2 separate regions of the Homo sapiens genome follow, and region 2 is linked to region 1. Evidence: chromatin loops called from intact Hi-C (ENCODE). Cell type or tissue: ovary. All regions are shown on one strand.

What was found. Hi-C counts contacts between places; a loop is a spot of excess contacts. Peaks named below come from ENCODE experiments on the same cell type or tissue, not always from the same donor. Only the 100,000 strongest peaks of a DNase experiment are listed, where the experiment ranks them.
Region 2: it touches region 1 in a loop (3-fold over the local background); 2 of 110 quality-filtered maps call a loop at or near these places.

Annotation. Positions count from the first base shown.
Region 1 is chrX:24,871,843-24,879,842 of GRCh38, reverse strand. All of the region lies in intron 34 of POLA1 (DNA polymerase alpha 1, catalytic subunit), which reads right to left. Among named protein-coding and RNA genes, the nearest start is that of ARX, 140 kb to the left of the region's middle. RefSeq lists an enhancer at 1,876-3,625. In ovary, no CTCF peak of the experiment used is centred here; no DNase peak of the experiment used is centred here; H3K27ac peaks cover 4,495 bases.
Region 2 is chrX:24,997,807-25,005,806 of GRCh38, reverse strand. It overlaps ARX (aristaless related homeobox), which reads left to right. Exons shown (of 5, transcript NM_139058.3): 5 at 897-2,113. The coding sequence ends at 1,137. Among named protein-coding and RNA genes, the nearest start is that of ARX, 14 kb to the left of the region's middle. RefSeq lists enhancers at 596-1,169, 1,170-1,744, 2,373-2,907, 3,392-5,053, 5,751-6,251 and 2 more. In ovary, no CTCF peak of the experiment used is centred here; a DNase peak (open chromatin) is centred at 3,535; H3K4me3 peaks cover 3,622 bases; H3K27ac peaks cover 5,541 bases.

The sequences.
Region 1 (8,000 bases):
ACCAGGGAAAATATACTTAAAAGACTTTATATGGAAAATTACATTTTGGGGAAAAAAGTTCAATAGAGGACATGTATCTTTCTGTATGGGCAACTAAAAAACCTCTCTTAGTATATTCAAGTCTATTCTGTAAAATACTCTCCCTATTCATCCAACTCAAAAGCAAGCTACATTCCTAGGCTATAATAGGTCACAACTAAGTACACAGTACCTTGCTTCAGGAATAATTTTGCTTTGTCTGTCAACTGTCAACAAAACACAAAGAGCTCATGCAACCCAGTCATGTACTGTGGATGTTAGAGATCTAACAAAATACAAATAACAAGAATACAAGATTTTCTAGCCACCCTGCTTTCATTTTATATGAGAAACCGAAAGCATTTTCCTTTCCACATTCCATTAATCTCTATTATATTACAAATCTTTTCAGAAAATACTTTTTTCCCCCTATATGAAGCTACAAGTGACTTGGGGATGTAACATTCCAACTGTAATGAATGTCTGACTTTCTAACATGAATGATAATAAATGGATGTGTCAGGTAAGGCACATAGTCATTTCAACAAGGGAAAGGAGGAAAGAATCAAATAGAATGAGATGGTAAAATGGTTACTCTGGTGCTTATATTAATGTTTTAGTGATGAAACCTCTAAGAAAAATTGTTCATTACTTCCAACGCCATTCCTGCCTGTCAAGTCTTCACTTCTGAAAAAAACCACCACCTTAGCTATGTACACACAATAATGAATAAACTTCAAAAGTGAACTCAAGGTTTGGTTTCATCACTATATGCACAAAAAAAAGACTGGAAGGAAATACTCTACAATGCTATCACTAGTAATCTCTGTGGTTTCTTCTTCTATTTCTGTATTTTCAAAATTTTCTACAACAAGTGTATATTGTTCTTATAATCAGAATTATTAACGAGGAGACAGTTTTGCCAAGAGCTTGCAATATAATTAAATCACTAACACAGCTGAAAAATATTCTGAGCTATACCATGTGTATGCTTGCTGCCAAGATAAATTTTCAGGGAATGTGCTTATGGGGAAAGAAAGGGCACATGAAAAAAAATAGTCTGTTCTTAAAAAAAATTTTTTTTTTTTTTTTTACTAAATCTAAAATTTCAAAAATAGGTCCATTTAATCACATAAGCAATTCTCAATGAGAAAGTGACAGGGTATGTATTAGTAGTATTAGTATCATTTGTTAAATTAAGCCATTCACTAAAATGCACCCAGTCTTTTATGGAATATGATTTGAATACCTTTCTTTATGATGGTGGATCTCTGAAGGTAGGTAATAAATCAGTTTTAAAGAAAGGTGCCTTGTTCCCCACGCCCTCTCCCCTGCCTTTATTCAGTGTGCACACAGATCAACTCAGATGTCCTGGGGTAAGAATCAAATAAAACAAAATTCAATTGGAATGGCATGCATGCTTAAAACCTTCTTACCAGAAGAGTTTTTCTTTGCTCAAGTCTAGCTAAAAGTAATTTTTATTGTTTGTTTGCTCAGAGACTAGTATTTATTGGTATGGTTTCAAGTGATATGCCTTTGGGTAGTGAACGACAAATGTTAAAACTGAACTATAGCTACTACTGCCTCAAAGGACATCTTAAAATCAGAATGGAGTTCAAACTATCACCAGGCAATGTTTGTTCATTTAACTTTAATTATTTTCTCCTTGAGAATGGTACTAATGAAACTGAATATCTTTCATGGTTTCGAAGGGCCGTTTGAATAGTCTGTAAACAGAACTAAGGGTAGACAAGAGATCTGGCTGAGTCAGGAGGTTGCTAGGTGATGTAGAATGTAAACCCACAAACTTGTTAAGGTTTGCTTTGCTTTCATGCCACTTTCACACACTCTCAAAAGTTTTGAGAATTGATTTTTCAGGTGGTCACTAAAAAAAAAACAAAAAAAAAAACAAAAAAAAACTCCCTCCCTCCAAAATTCACTCCCTGCAGATGTTCTGCCAGATTCAGAAGAGAAGAAATCCATCTAACCTTTGGCTGCAACATGGGAAACTTTTGGTTTTACATGAATGTAGGATTATATATTTTCTGAATGGCCATAATTTAAGAAACAATTGCAAGGTAGATTTTAACATTCAGAGAGACACTTCTAATCTCTTATCTAACTTAAAACTAAAATTTCTCTTCAGAAAAAAAGCATGATCACAGTTGGGAGATCTGGGGCACAAAAACCAAAACCCTGTGGCAAACGCCTTAGCACAAATCATCATGGTGACAAACCTTTCAGTTTAGCCACTTGTCTTTACTCTTCTGGCCTGCTCCAAGACTCACTGCCTGTGAGGCTTCTCCCTCAGGCCCCCTCCTCCAGCCTCCTTTTTAAGTAGCTGATCAGAGATTGTCCAGTAAGAGCACTTTATTAGATCATCAGCCAGAGGGGTTCACAAGTACTGAGAGCAATGGGCTCAAATGCGGCACATCAGTTTTAATAGACCAGGGGCTACTAGTAAACTGCAGATACTGCTGAGAACTTTCCATGCACTGAACTCTTGAAAAAGCACCGTCTCTCCAGCTTAAATGCAGCTGCCTCTTTCAATGCCGCAAATGGGTAAATTTGACAAAAAAGCCACCATTAAGACTACATGAAAGGCTCAAGACAACATCCTTTCAATGCTTTGTACTTCAGTAATCAGATGTACTTACTCACCCCCTCCCCCAAACCCGATCAAGAACTATTTCTGAATGGTAGGAAATAATTCCACTTTGTACATCTTTTAGTTAATCAAGACTTTCTATTCAGCAATTTGACCTTTTGTTCAAAACAGGATTATCAGTTTTTTCGCCAGTTACCAAGGGCGACTCGCATGGTGAACATAATTGCAATAATTTGCAAAACACCATGGCAACCCACATTACAACTAGGTAAATACTGGGCTTTTGTGCTACATTGTTATTTTCAGAGATGCTGAAGTCAAAGAACGAATGACAAATGAACACAAAATTTATATTTGCTTTGTCTCAAAAGAGAAGAAAATTGATAACAAGAATTGGGGGGAAACCGACTACAGCTGTAATTTCTAACTTGATTAATTAGGATGGTAACAGTCCTTAACAGTATATTCAACAAACAGCCCTGACTTCGTCTCTCCACCCACCTCTCTCCATACCACTACCACTATCCCCCCCCCCGACCCCAGACAAATTTTTTCAGCTTAGAGAACAAACATCCCCCATTTGCTCTTTTCTTCAACTTAATGGAATCCTTAATTGCAGAATATTGTTCTCATGCTCTTCATGGCAATGAAAATGAGAGAAAGGAGGAGAGTGCCAGGGCAGACAGGGAGCTACAGTCATTTTTTTTTCCTGCCTCTTTTGGACACCCCAGGCCCAATGATGAGACGGCATTTTCCTGGAATCAGCAGCTGTTTCATAGCAGACAATAAAGTAAAAACTATTTGGCTTTGCAGAAAAGCCACTTCTTTCCTCTTGGCAACACAAGGTAAGTCTACATGCCGAGATGAAGTTTCATAATTTAAATGCCAGAACATAAGATGAGAAAATAATGCTAACAATAAAAAAGCATACATTTGTCTTGTAAAGAAATTATTAACTGTAGTACTGTCCCGAAAGCTGTTGAAATGCATATGCTTGCTATTTGAGGAAGATGTTCAATATCACCAATGTGCTGAAAACCACTTTATACTCAGAGATCCCAATTCACAAAACAATCTAAAAATATAAACTGAGTATTCAGAAATTAATATAAAAATCAACATATTTTAGTAAACACCACCTCAAAAATAATCTTTTCAATAATAAATACGATTAGAAAAGTTTTATCAGAATTTTTTACTCAGGTATAAAAGGTAGGTTCTATTTTATAGTAAAGGAGCAGTTTTTTTCTAAGAGGCACAAATTCTGTCATAATACTTAGCTTTTGGAAATTATCAAAGCTGACTTTCTCATGCAAGATGGAATATTTCAGGATGAGAAAAGAAAAATACACACAGAAAGGGCTTGCAGAAGTTATACTGCCGAGATCTCGAGAGAGAAGCAGCTCCAGATGCATTCTAAACACAGCCCAGTTTGCTTCCCTTCATCTGTCTTATAACAAGCAAGAGCAAAAAGAGAAGTCTCTGAAACGATCTGCATATTTCCCTTAACTTTTGAAAAATCAAATGGACCTGATACTATAATGGGTCCATTCTTATTTTGTCAGGGCTGAAGACTCCCTGACAGATCTCTAAGATTCAGCATAGAGAAATCACAATTTAACATTCTTCCGAATATGCCTCCGAAATTATAGATACTGTGATTTCTCTCAAAGAGTAGAAATCAAAAGGATATATGACACATTAACTCCTTCTCAGTCAGTGATAACTTCTTTACACTTTGAAAATATATTTTATTTTCTGGCTTAGTTCACTCCAAATTTACCATACCTGTATTAAGTGCATTCCTATCAAAAGTCTGAATGTTAAGAAGAAATATAACCCTTAATGCCAAATTAAAGGGCTGAACAAGCCTTTGGTACTTTTTGATCAGATAGAATTGATGATAGATCTTGAAATGGGCCTAAAATCCCCATCACACTTGAACTCAAGAAACCCTTACATATAAATATTTTATAATCTACCTGGAATTTCTTCACTTATAACATTTTACCTTGTATATTCCTCCCCCCTTCTTTTGTGGCTTCTGTTCCAATGTGATTTTTTTCTTTTCTCCTGCTTTTCCTCCCTTTTCGCCTTTTTTCTTTGCCAACTGGCTGAGATGCTTGACATATATTTGTTTAGAAAGGCTCATCTACGAGTGATTGCAACATCCAACCTTCTATAATGTTAATAAATTACCCAAATCACTAAATCAGGAATGGCAAACACTTAGCAGGTATATTGCAGTTCCGTTTCCAACTCTGTCCTCAAGACCACTATAGGATGGAAGCTGGCACTCAATATAAAACCCATCTGTTAACCCTGTTCCAAATACTTCTTGCTCCAGAATTCTTAACTCTGGTGGCACACTGGAATCACCAGGGCAGCGTTACAACACAGCGCCACCCCCAGAGTGTCTGATTCAGTAGGTCCTGGGTGGGGCCTGAGAATTTGCATCTCTAACAAGTTCCCAGGTGATACTGCCGCTGCTGGTTTGGGACCTCAGTTGGAGAACATCAGCCTGGGATACGAAATGAGCTTTGGGATGTTAAGAAGTTCCCCCAAGTGATTCTAATGTGCAGCTAAGGTTGAGAACCTTATTATTCTCATTCTCTCTCTTGTTCAAAAAGAACTACCGGTGATTATTTTCTGAACAATGAACTTCATAAACAGAATTGTACTTAAAAAATTATCTCTCAACTCTTTTTCTCTTTCTACATTTACTCTTTCTTTAGATATTATTTTGGTGGTTCACTCTTGCTCTTCCAAGTTTTCCATGCAGCACTAGAATTATCAAAGCCTCAAATCTGACTTAATTGTATTACAAGAACTAAATGGTTTACATCATGTACATAGCTTAATAACATTCTTCCTTTAAACAAATAAACAACCTCAATCTGACAATAAAATATAGTTCTTAAAATATGTGCTTTACTTAGAATCACAGAATTTTAGGAGTGCTGGTGAAAACAGTGTCTATGGAAAGCAACCACAATTACACCCTTGACTTTGACAAGTAATAAGAAATGATATATTTAAACCCTAAATTTTAAAATTGGAAGAGACTTTAGAGCTCTTGTCTAATCTTTTGTGTTGTATGTGAGGAAAATGAGACCCAGAAGAAAGTACGTTTTTTGCACACTGTCACACAGCATGTAGACTGAACTTCTAGTCCAGTGCTTTTTACATACTACATCTATGCTACTTAATATATGAGCCAGTCGCTGTATGTGGCTGTTGAGCACTTGAAATATGGCTAGACCAAATTGAGATGGGCTGCAAGTGTAAAATATACAGCAAATTTCAAAGACTTAGTTCAAAAAAGGAGACTATAAAATAGTTTAGTGGTATTTTTAACACTCATTACAGAATAAAATGCCATTTTGGATATATTGGGTTAATTTAAAATTTTTTAAATTTTAAATATTATTAATACAGACAGGGTTTCACTATATTGCCCAGGCAATCCTCCTGCCTCAGCCTCACAGAGTGCTGGGATTACAGGTTTGAGCCACCACACCCAAACAGGTTAATTAAAATGTATTATCATATTATGAATATCTCTAATTTTTTAAAAAATACAAATGAAAGTTTATCATATACACTGTTCTAAATCCTGCTTTTTTCACTGAAAAGTGGAGGAAATTATGTCCTGTCAGTACATATAGATCTGCAGTGTTCTTGTTAACGGTTGCACAAAATTCTATTATATGATAGTAATAATCTAAGGAATTCTCTCCTGATCAACAACAGGTTGTCTTCAGTCTCTTACTATTACTATTATAACGCTGCAAGCAATATCCTTGTATAGTACCTTTGATAATATCTGTAAGGACTGTACATGTGTAAGGAGAGATACCCAAATTAGAATTGCAAAGTAGAACGGTATGTTCATTTACAATCTTGATGATGTTGCCAAATTGTTGTCCAAAAGGTGTACCATTTTTCATGCCCACCAACAGTGTATGAGAGTGCTCCATTCCCTATACCCTTTCCTAGGCTATATATTACCTAAAAGTCTTCCAAAATAAGTGGAGCACAGAGGATTTTTAGGGCAGTGAAAGCACTCTGTAGGATACTGTGATGGTGGAGGTATGTTAGAAACATTTGTCCAAACTTATAAAATGCACAGCACCAAGAATGAACCTCAACATAAACTATGGACTCTGGGTGATGATGTATCAATATAGGTTCATCAGTTGTAACAAACATACTATGGCAGGGGATGTTGATAATGAGAGAGACTATACGTGTGTGGGGCAGGGAGTATATGGGAAATCTCTGTACCTTACTCTGAAATTGTGCTGTGACCTAAAACTGCTCTAAAAAATAAACTCAATTATTTAAAAAGTCTTCTCAATTCCACAATTATTAACAACATTACTTTTATAGTTCCATTTTCTAAGTTTAAGTTTTTGATCCTTCTGAAAGTTGTTTCAGTGTAAGGAACAAGGAAGAAATCAACTGTATTTTTTTCCAGATGATTATTCCTACTGACGTGAACTACCCCCTTTTAAAAAACAAAATGCAACTTTGGGTCTATTTATGGGCTTTCTATAGTTGCTCCACTGAAATCACCAAATATTTTTGCACCAAAATATTTTAAATATCCTAATTGTAAAAACCGGTAGGACTGGTGGGTCATTTTCTCTGTTAGAATTTTCCTGCGATTTTCTTTTAAAAATTGAGGAAGCTTTAAATTTATGGATAAACTTAGGGGAACTGACAATCCTAAAATGTTGAGTGGTCCTAGCCAAGAATATATGCTTTGCCATTTACCCAAGTCTTCTTTTAAGCCATTCAGAGTTCAAATATATCTAGCACATTTCTTGTTAAGTTTATTCCTAGGTATTTCCTCTTTTTAACCTGTATTATAAATGAGATTTATAATCTCATTTATAAATGAGAGTTCATTATGTTTTCTAATCGGTTGTGTGTATACAGCTGAAAGCTACTGATTTTTAGCACTGATTTTATAACTAGTAACCTTATTAAAATTTTTTGTCTGTGATAGTTTCTTGGTTGATTTCATTGGATTTTCCATGTTAGAATGATCTGTAAATAATAATTTCCCCCTTCTTCCAATTTTTATATATTCCTTTTTTTGGTCTAATTACAACGGTTAATATTTTCAAAATGTGATATTTATCAACATTTCCACCGGGCTGCCTCTAGCAGATTTCCCAAGGATCTAAGTCCATGGACCTAAGAACTAAGCCACCCAGGAATCTCTGCAACTGAAGAAAAGTAACTTTATTAAAATCATTACAGATTCTGTAGAGACCTTTGTCTCACAGTGCCTAAAATCAACTTTGGGACTGAAACTTTAGCTAAAGGACATTGAATGGTTGACTAAATATTAAAATAGCTCCTT
Region 2 (8,000 bases), 130 kb before region 1:
GCTGTGTGCATGGGGTGGAAGCGTCACGTGGAGTAATTCGGTCGCCGCTTGGAGGCGGTGGCGCTGGCGTGGGTCCCAGGCTTGGGCATCGCCTTGCGCCGCGCGCCAGGGTCGTGGGTCGGGGGCTCCCTGAGGCCAGAGGCTACAGGGGCGCGGGGAAGACAGCTGGGGTCGCCGCGCCAGGATGTGGGGCTGCTGGCAGGTGACACCCGCCCGTGGAGCCGAAATCAACAGGCGGTCGCCCTTCACTCTCACCCGCAGGCGCTGGCCAGACGCGGGTAGCTGAGTCCCGCGCGGAAGGGCGGCCGCGGCGGCGCGGGTGGCCCGGGAGGCCGGCGAGCTAGGCCTGTTTCTTCAGGGCGCAGAAAGTCCCGGGCCAAGGAGCCGGAGGGAGATCTCAGAGCCTGCGGCGTGCGTCCGGGCAGCTGGAATCCCACCTTCTCCGTCTTTTTTTTCCTCCCCCCTCCCACCCTCCACCTTCCCTTCTTTTGCTCTCCTCTCCTTTTCTCCTTCCGCATTCTCTCCTGGGAGATAGTGTCATTGCAGCCCCTGGCCTTGGAATAAACCGTCCGTTTAAGCGAAACCACCGAATCCACGCCACTGGGCCGTGGGGCTTGAGGTCTCCACGCCGGCCTGTGGACCCCGGCCCGGCCCGGCCCCTCGGGGAATATCTGGACTCGGTCTTTTCCCCCCAGTCGGTTCCCTGCCCCAGGAAAGCCCTCTCTGCGGGGTCCAGCTTCCGCCCGCGCCCTCTGCCCACTTCCCCGCCGCGGCCCATCCGGGTCCCGTGGGTACCGCGCCCCTCAGCTGCCCCGGCGACAAGCGGCGGGAGACGCTGCCCGAGGCGCCGCGCACAGCTCCCGAGGCCATGACCGCGCTGTTTGCTCTCCCTGCAGGCTCTTTTCCACAATGGCCCCCCTGACCAGCGCGTCGACCGCGGCCGCGCTCCTGAGACAGCCCACACCCGCCGTGGAGGGCGCAGTGGCATCGGGCGCCCTGGCCGACCCGGCCACGGCGGCCGCAGACAGACGCGCCTCTAGCATAGCCGCGCTGAGGCTCAAGGCCAAGGAGCACGCGGCGCAGCTCACGCAGCTCAACATCCTGCCGGGCACCAGCACGGGCAAGGAGGTGTGCTAAAGGCTGCCCTCCACACCCGCGCCCCGCGCGCGCCCCGAAAGGTCACCTCACTCAGCACCACTCAAGACCAAATGGAAACAGAGGACCAGCACACTCCCGAGACGGCACTGAGAGAGCGCAGCCGCCTTCACAGCAGTCTGGATGCGGGCATGGCAGCCCTCGGCGCTCCGGGACGTGGCACCTCCTCGGCTGGCTGTCCACCCGCCCCTGCCCCTGCCCCTGCTACTGCCAACCTCGCTCCAACTCCAACATCCACTCTCTCTTGTTCTTACTTTCCTGAAAATATCGGGGAGGTTTTCTCCCCCAGACGCCTGATATTGAAGTAAAAAATTTAAAAAGCCCAACCTCTTCCTCCTGACACCCCACTTAGCCTTTCTTTTCTTTCTTTCTTTCTTTCTTTTTTTTTTTTAAATAGCATTTTGGCGCTCGAAGTTGATCTCCCCAGCGAGGGCCCCAGCGTGAAGCCAGGGCCCGGGAAGCAAATGCGAGCCTGTAAGATAGCTAACAGTGCACTTAAAGGAAAGGGGCGTCTTGTTCTTGTTCTCTTCTTTATCATACACCAACCAAGGTTTTTATATCAAACCAAAGGGAAATAATACTCTGCTAGAATATGGACTGTTGAAGTCACCAAACTGTGATTATTGATTCTGTACATACCATTGTTATTAAAAAAAAAAAAAAAAGAACAGAGCTTTGTATATTTGAAATGTTATAACGCAATTGCACTCAGCGTGGTATGGTAAAAGTTTGTCCTCCCGTAGATTCTTACTGTGTTGTAGATACGGTAGGGTTCCTAGACAAATATTTATGTACTCAAGCCCTTTATTTAACTTATTAACTGTAGAGGCTTCCGAAACCTTCAAGATAAAGGCAATGGTACAGTACTTTTGTGTAATGTGTAATTGTTACCACTTTTCCTTGCTATCTAGTGGAGAAGTGTCACGCTCAAAATAAAAAAATTATATGTTTAACAAAACGAAGTGTGAATGCTCCATACAGGCGCTGAGGGGACAGTAGAAGCCCCCACCCCCACCCCCCGGGAGTCAAGGGTGGGCTCCAGCGTCCAGGCATCTCCTGGGATTATCTGCACACGCGTTTTCCTGGCAGAGGCCCCTGGTTTGAATCCGATCCTCAAAGGGAACCGGATTTCCTACGAAGGTTAAGGACGCCGCCGCGGTACTTTCCACGCGCACCTGGGCTCTCCCGGGTCGTGTCACAGCGGGAGCTGGGGGTCCCGGGCCACGGAGGTGGGGTGGGTTCCAGGATGGGTGGGTGGATGGTGGGCGTTGTTGACGGTGGAGTCAGAAATTTGAAGCAAGCGGGAGTCTTGGCTCGGAAGGCGAAGGGAGCTGTTGGAAAGTGCCACGTAGCCAGGAAGTGAAGTGCGCAGTCCGAGATGACAGGTAATGGCGAGAGCGAGAAGCCCAGGCGCTCCCTTCCGAGGGGGCGGGCTCCACGGCATGTTCGCAGGGAGGAGGGAGTGTGTGTGTGTATTGTGTTGTGTGTGCGTGTGTGTGTGAGAGAGAGAGAGAGGGAGGGAGAGAGAGAGAAACATGCGGGAGCAGTAGTGATGGAAAGGCAGCGAGGGGTATCCAAATGGCAGATCTTAACTCGACAAATGTCATTACATCACTTATCCAGGCATTGGTAAATGTATACATTTAAAAAAATCTAAACAACTCAGATTTCGTGAGGAGACCCAAACAGATTTGCAATCCTTAACCACCTCGGCGCACGCCTCCCTCCTCGCGGCGGGGACCGCAGCTTCTCCCTCCCCCGGGCCCTGCCCGCGCCCCTCCGGGTGACCGCTTGGTGGAAGCCCGCCCGCGGGGGCTGGGTCTCGCCGACGCTCCCAGGGTGATGGGAAAGGGAAGAGAAGCTTAATTAGTTTCAATTTGCTGTAATTAGCGCGCCGGACCTTTGGGGAGAGGGGCAGGCGGGAGGGGTGCGGGGGTGCCGCGGCGTGACTACCGCGATTGCGGAGCTGGGGCCGGCAGCCCCGCCACGCCGCCGCCGCCGCCGGCCAGTCGGTCGCCGCGGGGGGCGCGGGTGCCTCTCTGGGCTGGGGCCGTCGGGCTCCGCGCGCGCCCTGGAGGAGGGGGGCCGGGTCCCCTCGCGGCCCAGGGCGCAAGTGTGCGCGGCCGAGGGGAGGGTGCAGGGTTGGGCAGAGGTCAGCGGCCTGCCAGGCGCTGTGCCCACCTGGGTGTGGGCAGCCCGCCCGGCAGCTTCGGCGCTGGAGCCCGCACGTCCCGGGCTCGCCTCCTATCCTGCACCCCCCTTCACCCCCAACTTCAATCCCCTCCTCTCCAACCCCGGGTCCAGACGCCCGGAGACCCCGCCCGCCCGAAACGTTGGAGAGCTCACGGAACCGGCTCGCCGGCTGGTGGCCGCTTCTGGCACTTGGGTCGTCGGGTGGATCACCGCCACCCAACGCTAGCCCTGGACTCACGGGGGCGGCACTCGCAAGAAGGGCCCCGGCCTGGGGTATGGGGAGCGGCCGCCAACTACCATTCCTACCACACACTCCGTTCCCGGGTTTAGTAGGCCCGGTGGGAACTTTCTAGGGCCTTACTGGAGGTCTGAGAGTCTAAAACCCTCAGACTCCACATCCACAGGCTCTCCCTGAGTGAAAGCCGCTTTCCTGGGGTGGTCAGGGCCGCTGGAGAGTTTGGGGAGGAGACGGGACTGCTGGAGAAGACTGAGGGAAAGGAGTTGGGTGTGTGTGTGTGTGTGTGTGTCTGTGTGTGTGTGTGTGTGTTGTGGTCGATATCAATTTTGCGTCGATTTTGCCTTTTTGTTTAGTAGGGCTTCTTTTCCCCCCTCTAGGCTGCTAGTTGGATGGTATACGAGAAACAGTACCATTCTTCCTGTTAATGAACTCTTTTTTAAGTCATTTTTTCTCATTTGACCCTTCCATGGAACAGAAGCAAATTGCGTGAAATTACCTCCAAGGATTACATTTATTACTGGCCAATGAGAACCCCTCGCCTTGTTTTACAAACTCTTAATCCTATGTCATTCTGATGCTGCAAACAAGCCCAGTCCTGGGCCTCCTATTCTTTCAACTTTCCCCAGCTGGAGGGACCTCATTCTGCACTTAATATTCCCCATAAATATCACACGCTAAAGACCCCCTGACTTCCAGCAAGTCCACATTAAACATGTGACATGTCACGCATGAAAAACTCTGAGTATCTTTTCAAAGCAGCATTAAAAGCAAAGAAACCAATTTTCTTCTCCTTCCAAACCTCCCCAAGTGCTGAATGATGGGGATTGGAAAGAGCCACTGGAGCGTACTTAGGGGGATTTTATGAGATTTTCCAGAATGATTTAATCTTATTGTGAGCATTATTAATGAATGGCAACCCAATTTGGCCCCAATATCTGGGAACTTGGTCACAATGCTGGGAGCGGCTGACCCCCCCCCCCCAACCTTAAGCAAACCTCTTCCACCATGGAGGACATGCAGAGCCCCAGGGAGTTTGCGAGGGCCCAGTTCAGGGCATGGCTGTGTCCTATCACACCCAAGGCAGAATGGCCCAACACCTGCTTTCCCAGGGCCACCCCCACAGCATCTTGGGGTGAGGGGTAATTGAAGCCTGGGACAGGCCTCTGTGGGAGGGTTGAGGGAAAGGAGTAAGTTAATTTGCTACATTTTCAGACAGGTTAGCCAGATCTGGAGGAGGTCCTGGAAGGCAAAAAGGGCGCATTTGGCATAATATTATCAGAGGTGTCCTTCCATCACCAACTACCCATGGCCCGAACTGTGGACAGTAGTCAGGGCGGGCATCTTAGGTGTGTGGGGAGGTAAGTGGAATAATTAGGGAGAGTGACTGTTGAGAAACTTTGGGCCTCCTTGGGACTTGAAACTCAGACTTAAACTAAAGTCCATGCTGAAATTGGCTCGGAACAGTTTCCCATTTTTTTTCAGGTACTAATCACCCCCCACCCAACTGGGGCTAACGTTGTTTTTGATTTGTAGTATCAAGAGCCAAAGCACCTGTAGTTCTCTTTTTAGTATCCTTTTAAATGTGATCTTACTAGAGTGACAAAAGGGGCTGATGTGAGAGAAAAACAAATTATAATAGGTTAGCCCAACTTGCTTTAGGAGAAAAAAAAGTCCATGAGCATGTGTTTATGTGTATACCCAAAAGTGAGTGTGTCTGAATGAAGGGGGTCTTAAATGGGGCCTAAAATAATATTTTGGAACACAGAAGTCCCCAGAACAACTGCATATTTCACTGAGAGTGACAGCCTGGCTGGGGGACAGGAAGAAGAAAACCCACTACCTGACGGTGGGGAGAGCGGGCGGGGGCGTGGGGTGGGGGGAAGCATTTTTCAAAGGAAGAAGTCTTGTTATCCCTCCCTGGACATTATTAAGGGTCCAGTTTGAAGTATACATTTTTTTCCTTTAAAGATATGGGAGTGATTACCGGTTATACATTAAGAAATGTCATTCAGTCATTTTTATTCATTCTCCGGAAATCTTCGTAAAAGCCTGAATCATACTTCTACAAGCAGCAATTTTGTTAATCCAGGGGGTTATTACTCTGGGCCCTTATTAGGTTCTACACCACTGCCAAGCAATCCTATAACCCTCTCAAAAGAAGTTTACCTCCCTGTTATAAAACCAGTAGTGGTATTTATACTGTGCAATAATTAGTGTATTACTTGAATCCACTAACACGTTCATTTTATCTCTGCACAAAACCTCTAGTCTGCTTATAGAAAGCTTGTGCCTCCTTTGGTGCTGTTAAAGTGGTGAAAGAGTGAATTGAAGGCTGGTTGCACTTTCTCCTTTTGCCTCGCCTTAATTCCCATCTCTTTTTGCTCTCATCCAATTAGCACAGTGTATTAAGCGGTTTATCATCTCATAGTCAGCTATTGAGAGAAACAAGGCGAGCACTTTGCAATAGAACCTGCGCTCCTTTGACACCCTCAGGTACTTACATATTCCACTGCGCTATGAATAATAGAGGAAGAATGGAGCGCTAATTCCCTCATCAAAGAATGCCTTGTCTGCTGCTTTGCTCAACAACACCATTCTGATCAAAAGAAAAGCAATAAAGCTTAGCATAACAAAACGAAACCTACTTATTAGCTTAGTGGTTAAATTAATGCAGAGCCGCTGCTATTCAAAACCAAGGTTTGAAAACAGCCTCCAACAACCTGATAATGCTGCCTTCGGGATGAAGGAATTTTAATCTGAAATTTGAGGCTGGCTGAGATGAGTTAATCTATTAAACTGCTATAAGGAAGCTCCACCACAAACTGTTCAATTAAGAAATATTTAGGTGAGAGGGGGTGAGAAAGAGAGAGAGAGACAGAGAGAGAGAAGAAAGAGGGGGCGGGAGAGAGACAGTGAGGAGCAGGGAATGGCAGCTTTAAATTTGGGATGGGAGCATCGAATTAAAGGGTCGGGCATCCTGACAAGAGGGTCTGGGGCTTGGTGTTTTTCTTAAAACCCTAAAACAAACAGGAAAATCTGTTTTTGGAGTTTCCTTACTGTTGCATCTTCCGCCAAACTAATTTTAAATGATGTTTGAAGAAGTATATTGAGGAGCATGGTGTGTGTGTTGGAGGTAAGAGGTAGTAAGGGCTGGAGAAAGGGGTGATGGTGAGGGGCAGTGAATTCATTCCCTTTCAACTTCTCCCAAATTCCAGTCTTGGAACTTTGATTAACCCCCACATCCTGGGCAACAGTCACAAGATTAACTCCATCTGTTTTCTGGACAAATTAAAATCTTATCAAGCATACTCTGTGGGATTTTCCACTTCTGGCCCCCCTCTATGCACCTTATATGTAGAAGAGTGGAGGGTTAGCAGATTGTGTCCAAGATAAGCTTGTGTACAAGTATCTGCTACAGGTAAAATCCTAGTTCCTAAATTAAACAGAAAAAGTGCCCTTTCCAGAGGCAGGGGGCTCTGAGAAGAGCAGGGTTCTTTTAGGGTATAATTTCCCAACTGGCCCAGATAAACTTTGGCCCAGAGGTTTACTCTGGCCCACACAGAGTTTAAAGTTTCATTTTAAAAAATTAGTTGTCAAGGTTTAGAAATCAGTAAGCTTTGTGGAATATTTGGATTCCTGGCTTCTCTTGAAAACTCGATCATGTGGCCATACTGGGCCCTGTCCCTCCCAGCATCACTGAGTAGCTGCTGGCCCCTTTGGACAGGACCTGCTCACTCCTGTTTGCCACAGTCCCTGCCACTCACTCTAGTGTGAACCTGGTTTGCTTCATCCATTCACTTTTAGAATTTGAGTTTAGGACACGTGCCGGAGTCCATGGAGACCTGCAGGTCACCTCTCCCCTTACAAATAAGATGGGCAAAGTTTCCGCATCAGTTCTGCTGGGTGCACTATCAACCACACAAATCAAGGAGTAGAAACATCTCTCAGAGAAAAATAAGTATGTGATACTCCCAACTTCTAACAGAGATTCACTGGAATTCTTAAAGTTGCAGTTTCAACTTTCCACAAAATTCTGGAATCCTTAGGTGCCTAGAGTTCTAACAGATCCCAATAAGAAAACATCAACTGCTGCATTAGCTTTTTTCGGGGACAGTACTTAGAAATGCCTCACATTCTAGAGAAATGGTCCTTGCCCCCAGGGTGTTTATAATCTAGAGGCAGGGACAAGAAACAATCCAGTGAGAAGTTACTTGAGTCTCTTGGAGTTTCCTGATGACCAAGTTCAGGGTAACTATTTATATTTAATATAATCCCAGATCCCAGAAATCAAGGAAAACATGACTCCCCTTCAGAAAGCACACTTTAGAAAACCATCTCTCTAACCTTATGTGAGAATAGCAATTACTGAAAGAGTTGACCAGGGGAGCAATAAAAACACATTAATCCCTTAGTT